2 separate regions of the Homo sapiens genome follow, and region 2 is linked to region 1. A link is a loop called in an ENCODE intact Hi-C map of the cell type or tissue named here. Cell type or tissue: K562. All regions are shown on one strand. Links, peaks and the distances in the headings refer to the core of each region. The heading gives the core; the rest is flanking DNA.

Region 1 (8,398 bases), core at 262-8,261:
AAGTACTGGGATTATAGGTGCGAGCCTCCACGCCCAGCCATGATACTATTATAGGGCAGATAGTTATTGTTAATTATGTTTTTTGTGATTAGTAGATGAAGGATACAGAAGCAGGTGAATTATTTCATTTATCTGTTGTTCCTTTCTCTCCCAAGGTGATCCACTGTGTGATACATAAGACAAGTGTCCTTCATAAGAAAATTGTAAGTGTCTATTGATGGAAATGCTTCTCTTTAGGGAGTTCTTTTTCTTCTCTGGAGCTTTCTAGGTAGGTGACAGCAGTATACCTAGTGCCACATTGTAACTAAAGTGACACACATTAACAAAATAATAGTGCTGCCTTTATATGTTTCTTCTAATGTTCCAGAGTTATCAATTGTATAATCATCAAAGAGTTCATAAAATTATTTTTCTGTGAAGAACAAAGCTGATCTTACCCCTGTTTTTTGAACATGTGTTGACAGGTACACAGGAAAGTGGAAAATATTTCTTAGAGAAAATCTGAGTCATTAAGTTGTCCAGATAATCCATTCACTTTGTAAGCTGTACATCTCACATTATTATTAGTTTAGTATGTGCTGAACACTGAATAAAAACATTTCTTTGAAACTGCGTGAGTACAATGTTTATGAGATAATGCACCTCTGTCAACATGGACTCAAGTCCATTTTGTGCCATGTGTGTAGGTGGAAAACTGGGTTAGGAATGAGGGAAGGCACTGTTAGCATCAGGGCCTGTGAGCAGAGAATAGAAATACGTATGAGTCAAAAACAGAAACTTTCAGACAGGGCTAAAACAAAATATTACAAATCTTAAAGGACACACTAAGTAGTCTAGAATGAAAGAAGCAAGAACTCAGATAATCATGAAAATTGAAAAGGGAGGCAGGAGGCACCATGAGGCATCAGCATCCCGGAAGCAATGGTTGACACAACATTCAGCAATGACCTTCTTAATGCATTGCCAGCCAAGGCAAGACACTTTCTGAGGAAGTGTCTTAGTCTGTTTTGTACTGCTATAGCAGAATACCTGAGACTGAGTAATTTACAAAGAGCAGCAATTTATTTTCTCACAGTTCTAAAGGCTGGGAAATCGAAGAGAAAGGTGTTGTCATTTGTTGTAGACTTTCTTACTGCATTCTGACATGGTGGAAGGTGGAAGATGAAAGGTCAAGGAAGACAGAACCCGCTCCACAAGCCCTTTTAATAGCAACATTATTCCATTCATGAGGATGGAGTCCTCATCCCCTAAACATCTCCCATTAGGTCCCACCTCCACTCATTGTTGCATTTAGGATTAAGTTTCCAACACATGAATTTTGGGGTACACATTTGAACCACAGCAGCAAGACAATCTAAAACTGAAGTATGGAAGCAGTGTCAGTTATATGGAGAGGGAAATGTACTTGGATTAAAACAAAAACAAAAACAAAAAACCTCTTGGCAGTTTACTATAATTGTTCAGAAATTCATGTTTGTGACTTCGAACTAAGGTATTTGTGTAATTATCTTCACTGAGACCTGAAGGTTTTTATTTTGTTTTTCTTCCTATTTTTGGCAATATAAACTAGAGGGAATTATCTACCTGACTTAGAGCCAATTTAAAAACTAACAAAATAGCACCCATTAACCTAATTTGACTTACCCAGTAAGTCAATATTAGCTAGTGCTAATATTCATCTTCATTTAAGGCTTGTTAAATTAATCTCTTACCTTAACTCTTAAGCCAGCAGGTGTTAAGCATGATAATCTATTGGGATATTCATTTGCATATAGTTTTTCCTTAATTTCCTCTCCTCCCACTAAATTGAGTGGCCAAGCCTACCTATTAATTGCCACAGGTAATTTTACAGGAGCTAAATCAGAGGTTTCCTGAAGATAATGTTTCTTATTGTGTTCAGTAAATGCCACAACAAATTGAAGATATGGGAATAGAGAAAGAAAAGGAAGATAATTCTTCAAAAGTAGGAAGAAACAAAAATCACCAGACCCTGATGTTCTTGGTCACTTGATACCTACTCTGCAGTAATGCCCTGTGGAGAAGGCCAGACCTCAGAGACAATGGAAGCATGCTGCGCATGAGAGGCTGGCCCTGGGTATGCCAGTGCCCCATGACTAGCTCAGAAGCCGAGTTCTACCAGATGCAGAAAATGGGGGTAGCAGCAGCCATCATAATTCAGTAAAGACTGAGGGTCTTCCTGTATTTCAGAAGTCACATGATCTTTCCAGTTTCTTGAGACGTCTTGCTGAAAGGAAGAGCCCTGACACTGATAAAAATAGAATTTTTCTTCCAGAAGATAGAAGAATAAACAAGGGAGAGGTCTGGCAGCTGTTTGATGTTGATTTTAAGACAACGTTAAAAGCATTTTTGTTTCTCTCACTACTACATTTTTAGATTAGTATTCCTTTGTGGCATGTGCTTAATTGTAGCGCTTACAGCAAGGTTAACTTAGCTGCTTCCCCTTTTGCAGAATTTAAAGGGTCCCTTGTAGAAATACTGCCCTTATTTAGATTTAGTTACTGTTTTCAAAGTGAATGTGAACATAGTAACCTTTACTATATTTGTACGCTTGTAGAATATTAAGAAAAAATTGAAAAAAGGACAATTTAGGCTCAGCACTTTTTTTTTTCAGATTAAAAAAACCTGAAATCCAAAGTCATAGCATGGCCTCTAAGATAACAGATGTCCAGAGGTAGAGTTGGGACCAAGGCTCACATCTCCTGGAACACAGCCTCAGCACTGCCTGCCTGCCTTCATAAGACACCTAAGCCAGTCTGGCCCTATCTTAAAAATTGCTAAATTGAGAGGAGGAAACCTCTTCCTTCAATTAGGGAAAATTTGCTGTTTAGTATCATATTTAGAAAATAATATTCTTCCAGTGAGTTATCCACAGAAAGGTATTATTCTTCACAGTGAGCCCCTATGGTTTTCAGAACTATGATTTTAACTTTGTCATCTAGTCCCATTTTCATCAATCTGTGTGGCAATACATAGATTTCTCTCCTGAGGTGAGTAATTCTGCTAAGAAAAAGAAAGGATCAGTTTCTCTCTCTCTCTTTTTTTTTTTCACTAAAATCCTCGTAAGAAAGACATTGGATCAGGAGTTAGTCTTATTTCTGGGCCCATGTAGGAAAGTGGGCAGCACAGTGCTAGAAGATAGGGATCCTTCCTGTTTACCAGTGGCTTTGCGCAGTGTACACCAGAGAGAATAGGGTGAGCATTTTGTACTGAGACATTCAGCATCTTAGCAGCAAAATGTGAGTGAGAAGCATGGGAAATAGAGGTGGGGACTTTGGGCAGAACCCTAGACCTCTCGTTGAAAACAGAGTGCCTGGGACAGTGGTGAGGTCTTCCTCCACTGAAAGCAGCAGCTTTGAAGAGAACTAGAAGTGACAGAACTGTAAGATAGCAGAGCAGAGCACATACCCCGCACCTCCTCAGGGCTCCCAGAAAGACTGAGGATAAGGGATAGAGTGCATAAGTTTTGGGGGCTGGAATTTCAGCAGGTTCTCTGATGGAGGGATAGAGCCACAGAAACAGAATTTAAAAGATGTTAATTTAATCTATTTTTTTCCCCTTTGGCTTGCTGTGGCATAGGGACAAATGGGTTAGAGTGGAGCAGTCATGTAGTATTTGCCGTATTTAACTAATCCCATTGATTTCTCCCTCCTCTGCTTTCTCCCTTCTTTCCACCCCATCTCAAACTCACTTTTTTCAAAGTTTGATCTGAACCCCAGCCCTGATACCTATCTTGTAATGCTTCTCCCTGATCTGATCTTCAATGGCATTTGTGGTTTGTCCCCAATTTTAATTTATCCTATGCTATCTTATCTTATTGGTCATCTTTTCAAGAGTATTTAGCTTTTCCCCTCTTATAATGCAACCCTGTGGTTTTCATGTCTGAATACCACCAGACACTCAGGAAAGCACATTAAATCTTGTAAAGGGTTAATAAATGTTTATTGATAAAATTATTGACATTGCATTTAAAAGCAAATTAAACATTGTGAATCTCTCTAATTTAAAAAATACACACAACAATAATACAACTGTATAAAGTATCTGCTTCCCCTTTTGCAGTTACTTAAATTGGAAAATTCATAGTCATTAGTACTGGCAGTTAAAAGACTTTCTGTTGTATTCTGATTGTCTCTCCATTCAAAATGACATGCTGAAATAGTGATAATCTTCTGGAATAAATTAGAAGACATTTTTGTTTTTTAAGTGTCTTAAATACCTCCTCATTTAAAAAAATAGGAAAGAGTGATATTATAGAAATAAACTATAGAAAATAAATGCAATATTTTAATGCTGATTTAAAATTTAAAACTTTCATAATTATCAACTAAGCAAACTGCCACATTTCACACTTTCTTTAAAATGTGAATTAGTTAAGTTTATTTCAAACTTAATAACCACAAGTTAAGTTTGATTATTTTCCTTTTGAAAAGACTCTTCTGGGGACTCTTAAAAGGATAAGTTCCCTGGTGGCTTTAATCTCTGGATCAACCAAATAAAATTCATTTTTGAATAAATAAAAGAACAAGATATTTTATCACACACTATGTCTCCATACCTCTCAAGCCTTATCAGAGCACTTAAGGCTGGTGTTCATTGTTCCCTGCCTACCCTTCAGCCCCAGGGTTCATCACTATTGCACCTTATGTTCTTGCAATTCCTGGCTATATCCAAGCTTTCAAGCCCTGGCCCTCGCATTTGCCTGTTTATCTGGCTGGAGAGTTCTCCTACCCTATCTTCACGGAGAAAACTCAGACTTCTTCCTCAGCCTCTGCCCACAGTGTTTTTCCCATAGTATGTAGGCATGTCTGCCTCATTCTCATTTTCTCTTTTCAGCTCAAATGTCACACAGCAGAGAGACTTCCCTCACCACCTTGTCCCAACTGGCTTTCCCAATTTCACTCCATAACCCATTGCATGATTATTTCCTTTCTTGGTAACAACAATTTTCAGTTTTCTTGCTTATTTACTTGTTTATATGTTTATTGTCAGATTACCCATGTAAACATTAATTTGTTTACTAAGGTGGAGGTTTCACCTGTCTTGATCAGTTTTTCGCATTCCTAAATTCTCCTGCAATTCCTGTCACACACCTGCCCTCTTGATAAGAGGAAAGGGTCTTGAAACATTATACGCAACCAGATGTAAGCAGAAAGAGTTTTGTAGTCAAAGAATGCAGCAGGAAACGTTTGAGATGTTCTGGAATTTGAAAAGCTGAAGGAAGGCTAACATTGGAACCTTTGCTTCTAGCTACACCACTGACATAACTGTGACATCTGGAGTCAGTTACTTGATTTGAAGGATATATTTGAAATAATTTTAAGTTTTAAAACTCTAGGGTACTGTGATTTATCTACTTTGCTTTGGATTCTAGTGATTAATTTGTGCTATCTTCTCTAAAACAAGCAACAGTTTATATTTGACTTTTTCGGTTTTAATTTTTTTGTAGCATTAGCTGTCTGACTTCAGTCAAGCAACTTAGTGTTTTGTGTGTCAATTTCTTTACCTATAATTTGATAGGGCAGAATGAGAGAGGGAGCACTAAAATCCCTTTTAGATTCCCCTCAACCCCCATTTGTTTTTACACTGCTTTTTGTTTGCTTGCTTGCTTTTAGGACACAGAACTTTATGATGGATAAACCAAGGGAAAGAGGAGAACAGACACCAGAAACTGGCCATGGGAAGAGTTCTCAATAGGGCTGATGCTAACAAGCTCAGTGATACTTGGTGAGCATTGAAGCTGACCTCCTTCTATTACCTGCAGGTACAAAGGTGCACATTTCCTGCCTCACATGTTGTACAGCAATTCAGTAAATTTCCAAGTGTTATTAGCTGGTATCTTATAAGCCAGTTGGCATGGTGCTTGGCACATAGTCAGACTTTAACCAAAGGTCTGCTAAGATATTTATTAAAATAAAAGATTTAATCCTGGTTTTGATTTCCCAGTGTGACAAAACTCTGAAACGATAGCACAGGTGGGGACAGCTCAAGCCCTGGAGAAGTGGAGTCGTCACTAGAGTTTTAGAATTTTCTATCACCTTAGTCATTGATACTGTTAGTATACCATGTTTCTCTTCCCACTAAATCCTGCCAAATACAAGTGTCCCATTTCAGCTGCCAATTTCATGAGGCAGATGAATTACTCTGAGTAACACATGACTTGAAGGGCATCCACTTCTGTGATGACTTCAAAGATCTATCAACAATAAACTGGGGCAACATCTACCAAAAGGGCTGCTGGCAACTTGCACTAACTTTGCACATCTGAAAGTTTTCTGCCCCAAAAGACCGAGTCTTCCAGGGGCCAGCGCTGTCCTAAAATAAACTTTGGGCTCACCTGATCAAATCCTCTTAATTTAAAAGTAACCATACTGATAATTAGGGTGAAAATAATTAAGATATTGAATGCAGTGGTTAAGAGACTCCCGGATGCATATTCTAAGCTCTGCTACTTATTATGTCATTTTCCAATAATTAATTAACCTCTCTGTGCCTGTTGCCTCATCTGTAAAATTGATGCAATTTAGCAGTGTCTACAGTAATAAGTATTTTTCAACCATCTTCCATTTTAGAAAAAGTCCTCCCTCGAAAATGGGAATGTTTGAGCAAGTATATGGGTTTGGGAAGGACATGTTTGGAGAAGTGAGAAAAGAAGTGTGCATATACCTAACTGTAGCCAAACCAGATTAATCCTGGTAATAAATGATGGAACAGTGTCACTTTCTGAGATAGAGGAGCCTGGTGAAAAGAAGAAGTACCTCCACAGCCCACTGGTTAAATAATAATTATGATGCCAATAATTATCTTCTTTAAGTATTTTATAAATATCAGAATGCCTAGCTCCTGAAAATAGGATTTGAAAATTTTAGGCAAATGTAAAGAGCTTTCTTAACAGTGTTGACTGGTAGTGTGAGTCATCAGCAATAGGGGCAGAGTGGGGGACATATGGGATGGGAGGGAGAGATAATGGTTTCTCAGTCTCTCTTAATCTCGTGTGAGACGGTATAAATATATTGTCATGGAATAACTAAAATATAAATTATCTTGTTATTAATTATTTAAAGTAGCCTTCCAGAAATGAGGAATTGATAAAAATTTAAGCACAGAAATAACCAATGAGGTGTATCATTATGTTTACATTGTTTCTTTGAATTGTCTCTTTGGGGATATCATTAGCTCCAATTTTCCTAGCTTTACCATGTAGAAATAGTGTGAAAGTCAAAATTACAAAATTACATAGGTATTTTTAAGAATGTTTTAAACATTTTATGGCCTCACATCCAATTGCATGCCATTTCTTCTGAGAGTAGCATCTTTCTTTGGTTTGATTTTAATTACTCTAGTCTGGTTCAGTTTGGGTACATTATTTTTGTTTTGGTTTGGTTTAATTTTGCTATTGGACCCTAATTATTAAAGTCTCCTAGTAAAATTAAATTGTCTTTCAGCATACCCAAAACATTTATAAACTATGTGTATGTACTAGCATATTAGGTCAGTGCTAAATACAAGAAAATAAAACTCCTTGTTTGCTATGTTTTAAAAGAGGTTTTAACAGAAATAAATTTATATTTAAATTAGATTTGATTAAATGTTTTCAAGCTGAAATAGTGAAATTCAGGAGCAGCATTTTGCATTAGTGGTTCTTCTAATTCTGAACAAGAATATGTCTGTCTCAGCTAGTGCCCTACATCAATCATTACTTAGAAATGTCATTCTCATCACCATGTCAGCAAGTAATATACTTTTTGCAATTGCTATGTAACCAGCACTCTGGTGTTTTTCAAGTATTAACTGATTTAATACTTACAATATAAATACCATTATTTCTAAAAAGTTACTTGACCGAAGATTCATAGTTAGTAGTGAATGTAGGCCTTGAACTTGGGTTAATGTGACCATAAAAGTTTTCAGTCTTAGCTCTTAAGTTAATCTGCACATATTTCAATGGTATTCTGCTAAATATGTCTATTAATATGAGTTTGATACTATCAATACTAAATTCAATACATTTAAATCTTTTTAAAATTACTTGTATTTGCGCCCTCTTTTTTCACTTTCTCTCACTCTCACTTCTCTTTTAAATGTTTTGAAAAACAGAGCCATTAAATTCGTCAGTATATTCTATATTCTCAACTAACCATTTGCATTATGCTTTTAATTTAATGTATTTCCACTTAAGTCAATGCATACAAAAGTATGTCTTAGTAAAGTCATGCAAGCAAAGATTACATTTTGAAAGAATTCTTTACCTATAATGTTTATTTAAGTCAACAGATTAAAGATTTAAGAGAACAAAATTAGCTGTCATTCGGTAAATTCAAATTCCTCTTTAGCATAATAACCATCCTTGAACACCTTCAACATTTGACAAAAGAATTCA
Region 2 (8,398 bases), core at 330-8,329, 56 kb after region 1:
ACATTTCCAGTACTTACTCAAAGTCATGCCCTGTTTCCTAAAGCCACGCGTATCCAATGACTGGTTTATATGAGAATATAAAGACCCTTGTATCTATCTCAGACCATTTTTAAGGGTCATCCCAACACCAGCACTTCCTGTCAGATTGGTTAGGGCCTCTAACATAACTTCCCTGTAGTTAAATCTCTACCTCTGCCAGATCCTGCTTTCTTCACTTCCACCATTCCTAGATATTGATTCTGGGAGAAATTCCTAGTAAACATTTTCCATGGACATTTTTAATCTCAGAAACTGCTTTCTGGGAAATCCAATCTGAAACAGTTGTTGCTAAAAGTGGTCTGAGAAAACAACTCAAAAATGGAATTTTAAAACTGGATCACCTGCTGGCTAGCTGGCAAGGAGAATCCCATCACTAGTAGTAAATGCACAGATAAAATCCTTTACAGGTGATAATAGTACTATTGTTACAATTTCTACTTGTTGTGAATTGAGATGGTACTGGTAAAAAGAAATGCATGGTAGATGCAATATAAAAAGCAATTGAGAAATATACGGGAATTATTATGATAAGGATTATGACTTTTAAAGACTGATGTTGGGGCAATTGATGATTTGAAAAAAGACAATGGAAGACTAAAAGGTGATTAATCACCAATTAAGGATTAAATGTGAAAGACAGATGATCTTAATGACCCATTCGTTGCAGCTAGAGAGCTTCAGCATACAGTTGACCCTTGAACAACATGCACTGGAACTGTATGGTTCTGTTATATGTAGATGTTTTTTAACCAAAAGGGGATAAAAAATGCAGCATTCACAGGATTTGAAAACTGCATACTTGCCACTTTTAGCTCATTCACTTCAATTAACATGATGTCATTGATGTAGTAAGTAGTGACTAAGTGTGATATTCTATGGGATGTCCTTATGGTCCTATTAAGCCTCAGGCTACAGGTGCCTGCCAGTTAACTTCAGACTCCTTGTGCCAAGACACCAACAGGCAAAGGTGAAAAATCAATGTTTGGAAGTTTAGGATGCTATTATACAGTTGGGAGAGTGAATAGTATGTTTGCCACCAAGTGATCTTACACAAATTACTTAACCTTGATGCCTTAATTGTCCCAATATTTATAATGAAGACAGTAATAGTGGTAATAATAAGGATATTGTGAGAATTAAGTAGATTAATACATGTAAAAAATTTAGGACAATTGCTGGTATATAAGTACTACATAGTACTAGCTATCATTGGCATGTCCATGCCTAAATTTTATTGGCCAAATTTACATTTTTTAAAGATATTGTATTTTTATTCCATTATTTCATCAGGGATTACTCAGATTTTTAAAATCTTGTTCTTCCTTCTTTTTTTCTTTTTTTGCACTGTGTTGCTGTAGGATTTATTTTCACCTCATGAATTTGTGCAACTACAATGCTACTTTAAGGAAAAATTAATTTACTGCTAGGCACTGATCCACAATTCAGTTGACTACCTTCACATTAATAACAGATGATGACCATGGTTCTTGTATAGGTAGATAAACCTTTCTAAGCATGCTTGATGCAGAATACAAGACTAAAAAGACTATTTCCTAGATTTTCTCATTCAGAACAAAAAATACAAAGTATAGTCTGATTTTGCTACTCATAGTGTGTATTTTCTACTGTGTGATTATGCCATTCTTCATATACTATACGTATCTGGAAACTGAGTCTAATAGTTTACAGTATTGGCAGCCTAAATATGAAGCAAACCTACTATTTTCTTCATCAATAGATCACAAAGGGGAAACTGGGTATGTATAAAAATCATAAGAACATTTTACTAAACTACAATATCACTTTTACAGCTTTACACCATTTTATATGCTAAAACCATTCCCACATTGGGGTAGGCAGGGATGTTGGACATGAGCAAGTGGAAAATTTCCGGTTAATTCTGGCAACTCCCCATGGTCAGCAGCCAATGCTTCATTCCTCTGATTTAAAACTCAGTTAAATCCTCTTCTTCCACTCTGCCCCTAATTTTGTTAATGAAACTCATTAAACCTCTGTATAGTTTGCCTTCTTGAGATTTTTCTTCCCACATTAGTGGCAGAATTGTCTTTTCATTACCTGTGATGCTTCAAATCTGGCTATTTCTTAAGACTATGACTCTGAACTTTCTATATTATTGTCCCTAGAAAGTCCTTAAAGTTACTTGCTCTTTTTTTTTCTATCTTTTGATAGAACTTTATTTTAAAAGGCACTCAAATGTATTTTAGATAGTTGACTATTGGCCTGTTATCTTCATGATGTCTTCCTTGAAAATGGATCTCTGCCTCATCCAACCATGTGTCCCCAAGCATCTATTCTAATGCCTGGCACATAGCAAACGATTACTGCATATTTTTCCATTTTCCATTGAGAAGTTAACATAACAGCATATAATCACTCTCCCTCTTTTCTTTATATAATAATTATCATGGGAAATTACTTAAAAAGTAGATGTCAGCCTCTTCCAGAAGAGAATTGCATTCAGTACATCACAGAAGGACTTAAGTAATCTTTTTAAAAACCATCCAGTGATTTTAATAATGATGGCCATTAGAACAGTTGAAAAAACAGGAGTCTAGAGTCTAGTCTACATTTTCACAGGTTCAGAAATTTGGTTTTGCCAGTAAACACAAAGGTGATCAGAATCAGGCAACTATCTCACAATACACTTGACTATATTGGTAATACAATAAATTTTTTATACTCAGGGTCTGGTTCTGTTTTCCGGGCTAGAGTTCAGTGCCAGGATCATGGCTCCCTACAGCCTCCAACTCCTGGGCTCAAATAATCTTTCCACCTCAGCAGCTAAACTAGCTGGAACTGCAGGCACATGCCACCACACCCAGCTATTTTTATTTATTTATTTATTTTTACTTTAGAGATTGTGTCTCACTATGTTGCCCAGGCTGGTCTCAAACTCCTAGTCTCAAGTGATCCTCCCACTTCAGCCTCCCAGGCTTCTAGGATTAGAGCCATGAGCCACCACACTTGGCAATATATTAATTTTAAATGAGAAATGAAACTATAGAAAGACTAATCAGTGAGTCAGTTAATTCTCACCTATACGAAAATTAACACGAAATATTATAAAATTTTAATTAGAAAATTGTTTTGTGAGCGAGGCCAGTTCTGTGGGTGATGTTCGACTTGTGTCTTCTGACACAGAAAGGTGGATGCTCTGGTCTCCGCTTAGACGTCTACCTGCCCAGCAGCCCATATAGTGTTAGTCAGTAAGCTAGAATGTACTAGGAAATGTTTGCCTTCAGAATGCCCACTTTCCATACGCCATGCAGGCATCGTCCCTCAGAAGTACATTCTTCTTAAGGACACGCTACTTTAAAATTGACATTCTATCATCTTTATTGGACTTACTAATCACTTTTTCAAGTGAGGCAAATATATACAGTTCTGGTTACTTTAAAAAAATTCCTTCATAATTTAATTCTCATTTCATAGATGCATTCCCAATTCCTAAGAATACTTTTAACTGTCTCAAAATAGTTTTGGTCATACATTTCATAATTATTGCCATAAACAGACAAGTCTTTAACCTCTCTGACTCTGAAATTGGAGTGACAGTAAATGGCCTATTTGAATTGTTTTGTAACTAAGAAATTGATATCATATAATATATGTTTAATTATTTTATTTCTGTAAAGTTATTTTCAACAAACAAGTCCTAACTTTGCTTCAGAGTTTGGTATTTTGTTTCTATTGGATTGCAGTTTCTGGGAAAGGTACTGTGCATTTTCACTTGGCAGGCAAAGGCATTTCATGTGCATATGCACATGCACACAATATGTACTCATGCCAAAGCTAGATAAGATGAAACAGGGTGCCTTTGCACATTGCAGCGGAAACTACGGAAACATAGGAAAAGGGCTGACTCACACCATCATCATCAGAGGCTAACTAGGCAATTCTACACAAACATTTACTGGCAACTGAAAAAAAGCACCAATTTTTTATCTATAAACAAAATAAGAAACCTCACAGAGAACTAAAGTGGCAGAACACACTCAGAAAAAAACTTAAAGTAAAAGAATAGATTGGGATGAGAAGAGAAACTGAATAGAAAACTAGGAGGAGGCCCAAAGAAAGCAGCTTAATTCCCCAAGATGTTCACATAAATAAGATTGTAGAAAATATCCTTCTTCTCTTTGTTTTCCCCAAAACCAGTTGTTTAAAAGAAATGTATGGAGCCAAAAGTTCTAAAATTTCAACTTGTGCTTATTGAGAATTAAGTAGATTTTCATGAGTAAAATACATTAACTAGCCAAAACTTCATAATATCTACTTGACATGAGAGGTTAATTTTCAAAGGATAAGGGAAAATAGCTATTTCAATCTGTAGAATCAGTAGGATAAAATCATCATGGAAAAAATGATCAGTCCAGTAGCTTTTTGTAGCATGTGTCTAGAACATCAGAGACTAAAACATTAGGAAATATGGTGACAGAAAAAAAAAGCATTAAATTGAGAAAAGATTTTATTTGCACAAAAGCTGCTAACGCACATAAACAAGAATCTTTAAGATGTCATTCTGATGGATTTTAACATACAGGATAGATTATTCACTTAAAAACCCTTCAGCAAGTAGAGAGTCGGATACTTAAAGAATGAAGAGCTCTGTATACAATTGTTTTCACTGCTCTGACACCAATTTACCGAAAAACCTTGGTAGTAAGTCATTTGCTCCAAGCCTCTGTGTCTTCATTATTTTAAAAACATTAATAAGCCCTACAAATATGGGGCCTTAGTTAAACAAATAGCATAGGGTAGATTAAAGGCAGTCATGGAATCTTGGCTACTGCTTCTATTGAGAGATCAAGTCACTCTTCTAGTTGAATGTCAGCTGGCCCTAGGAATTACTCAAGTAGCAGAATGCAGAAATGATGTTCTGGAGCTTCTGAGGTTAGGTCACAAAAAGAATTGCATCTTTTATCTGGGACTCTTGGAATGCTTCTTCTGGGAAATTCAGTCACATGTAAAAAAGTCACACTCAGTTTAGGACTGCCATACTGTCAGGAAGCCTAAGCTAGCCATGGGGTCACATGGAGAGAGAAAGCAAACCAACTTTCAGAGCTCTAGGCTCTCAGGCCATGTGTCAGATATGTACATGAAGAAACTTCAGATGACTCTAGCCCCAGCTACTATCCATTTGACTGCAATTACATGGGAAACCCCAAACAAGAATTGCCCAGGACGGGAGGGAATACACAGCATGAAGGTGAAGTGGATCACCTGTGGGATACGGGATAGATTGGGTGAAAAGGAGAGTCCTGGGAGGGGACTAGTAAGGGAGAAATAGAGAACCTCTTAAATTATCTAAATTATATTCTTATTTTAATGGAAAAATTTGGAAATTTTTGCCATTCCAGCTTTGAAGAGCTAAGAAGCGCTTATTTGGGCCAAAGTCAGGGCAGAGAAATAAAGTGGTAAATAAGGAAGTAATACTGGATATCATTATTTAAATCTAAATGCACAAAGGAGTTTAAATGAAGTGACAGGTCCATTTAATGAGAAGTAATATTTTTAGCACTGTTGGTAATAACTAATTGAATGACTGAGTATGTGTGGAGCTAAGAAACCCTATAGCTAGAGAGAACAAGAGGAATGTGAAAGTGGAGCATCCAAAGTCTCACAACTTTTGACTTGGAAGAATCAGCTTATTTCTACTTCCTTTAGTGGTGGCATTCAGAGTTACCCCATCACTGGAGGAAAGGAGACTCAACCTGGGATTTGTTTGTCCTTATTCTACCACGTCTTATTATACATGTTTATAGGTCAGTTTTCTTTTTTTTTTCTTTGTGAATACAAAGGCTGGCACAGTACCTTGAATGTAATGGATTTCTGGTAAATATTGAAATACATGAGTAAGAAAAAAAATATATACCTAATTGGTCCTGGTTTCTACTTCTTATTTTTGTTTGGGAGCAAAACATATTGTACTCTAAAATCACACTTAAGATGAATTTAATATTATATTCCAGCTAGTCATATGTACTCTATACCTATTTTTAAGGTATTAATGATATACTCGTGATGTAAGAATCTGAGGACAAAATCCAGTTAATTTCCATGTGAAAAAAGTCTTGAGAGTAAAATATTCAGCAATAATATGTTAAATTGATGAAGTCCTTATAATGAAAATTGGGTTGAGTTGTCTATTCCTGTTTCCAAATATACTTCTACTTCTTCACTATGATATGGCCACATGAATTTGAGGTGTTAATAATTTTCCAAAATAGAAAAATCTTATTGATATTTTGTAAGTCTTGTAATTCACTCTATTTTCTTAGGAAAATCTAGGTTTATAATTTTAGAACTCTGGTAGTTCCTTCATTAACTTATGGCATGGTTTATCTCTGTGTCTCCACGCAAATATCAAATTGTTGCTCCTATAAATCCTATGTGTTGTGGGAGGCATCTGATGGGAGATGATTGAATCATGGGGGCGGGTCGTTCCCGTGCTGGTCTCGTGATAGTGAACGGGTCTCACAAGATCTGATGGTTTTAAAAAACAGAAGTTTCTCTGCACAAGCTTTTTTTTTTTTTGCCATCCACATAAGATGTGACTTGCTCCTTCTTGCCTCCCCAGCCATGTGGAACTGTAAGTCCATTAAACCTTTTTCTTTTGCAAATTGCCCAGTCTCTGGTATGTCTTTATCAGGTGTGTGAAAACGAACTAACACAGCAAATTAGTACCAGTAGAGTGAGGCATTGCTAAAAAGATACCCGAAAATGTGGAAGCGATTTTGGAACTGGGTAACAGGCAGAAGTTGGAACAGTTGGGAGGGCTCAGAAGAAGACAGAAAAATGTGGGAAAGTTCAGAACTTTCTAGAGACTTGTTAAATGGCTTTGACAAAAATGCTGATAGTGATATGAACAATAAGGTCCAGGCTGAAGTGGTCTTAGATAGAGATGAGGAACTTGCTGGCAACTGGAGCAAAAGTGACTCTTGTTATGTTTTAGCAAAGAGACTGGTGGCATTTTGCCCCTGGCCTAGAGATTTGTGAAACTTTTAACTTGAGAGAGATGATTTACGGTATCTGGCAGAAGAAATTTCTAAGCAGCAAGGCATTCAAGATGTGACTTAGATGCTGTTAAAGGCATTCAGTTTTATTGGAGCATAAAAGTTCAGAAAGTTTGCAACCTGATAATGCAATAGAAAAGAAAATTCCATTTTCTGAGGAGAAATTCAAGCTGCCTACAGAAATTTGCATAAGTAACGAAAAGCCAAATGTTAGTCCTCAAGACAATGAGGAAAATGTTTCCAGGGCATGTCAGAGGTTTGCATGGCAGCCCCTCCCATCACAGGCCCAGAGGCCTAGGAGAAAAAAGTGATTCCATGAGCTGGGTCCAGGATCCCCTGCTGTGTGCAGCCTAGGGACTTGGTGCCCTGCATCCCAGCCACTCCAGCTGTGGTTCAAAGGGGCCAACATAGAGCTTGGACTGTTGCTTCAGAGGGTGTAACCCTCAAGCCTTGGTAGCTTTCATATGGTGTTGAGCCTGCAAGTGCACAGAAGTCAAAAGTTGAGGTTTGGGAACCTCTGCCTAGATTTCAAAAGATGTATGGAAATACCTGGATACCCATGCAGTGTTTGCTGCAGGGGTGGAGCCCTCATGGAGAACCTCTGCTAGAGCAGTGCAGAAGGGAAAAGTGAGGTGGGAGCCCACACACAGAGTTCCTGCTGGAGGACTGCTTAGTAGAGCTGTGAGATAATGGCCACCATCCTCCAGACCCCAGAATGGTAGATGCACTGACAGCTTGCACTGTGCACCTGGAAAAGCCACAGATACTCAATGCCAGCCATGAAGGCAACTGGGTGGGAGACTGTACCCTGCACAGCCACAGGGACAGAGCTGCTCAAGATCGTGGGAACCCATCTCTTGCATCAGCATGACCTGGATGTGATACCTGGAGTCAAAGGAGATCATTTTGGAGCTTTAAGATTTGACTGCACTGCTACATTTTGGACTTGCATGGGGCCTGTAACTCCTTCGTTTTAGCCATTTTCTCACATTTGGAATGGTTGTATTTGCCCAGTGCCTGTACCCCCATTGTATCTAGGAAGTAACTAACTTGCTTTTGATTTTACAGGCTCATAGGCAGAAGAGACTTGCCTTGTCTCAGATAAGACTTTGGACTGTGAATTTTTGAGTTTATGCTGAAATCAGCTGAGACTTTGGGGCACTGTTGGGAAAGCATGATTAATTTTGAAATGTAAAAATATGAGATTTGGGAGGGGTGAGGAGCAGAATGATATGGCTTGGCTCTGTGTCCCCTCCCAAATCTCATCTTTTAGCTCCCATAATTCCCACGTGTTGTGGGAGGGACCTGGTGGGATATCATTGAAT

What was found. Hi-C counts contacts between places; a loop is a spot of excess contacts. Peaks named below come from ENCODE experiments on the same cell type or tissue, not always from the same donor. Only the 100,000 strongest peaks of a DNase experiment are listed, where the experiment ranks them.
Region 2: it touches region 1 in a loop (5-fold over the local background); 3 of 110 quality-filtered maps call a loop at or near these places.

The regions. Positions count from the first base shown.
Region 1 is chr3:110,461,155-110,469,552 of GRCh38, forward strand. LOC105374036 (a long non-coding RNA gene) reads left to right here. Exons shown (of 4, transcript XR_924327.3): 2 at 156-203; 3 at 5,634-5,745. Among named protein-coding and RNA genes, the nearest start is that of NECTIN3-AS1, 600 kb to the right of the region's middle. In K562, for the core only: no CTCF peak of the experiment used is centred there; no DNase peak of the experiment used is centred there.
Region 2 is chr3:110,517,340-110,525,737 of GRCh38, forward strand. No RefSeq gene overlaps it. Among named protein-coding and RNA genes, the nearest start is that of NECTIN3-AS1, 550 kb to the right of the region's middle. In K562, for the core only: no CTCF peak of the experiment used is centred there; a DNase peak (open chromatin) is centred at 3,902.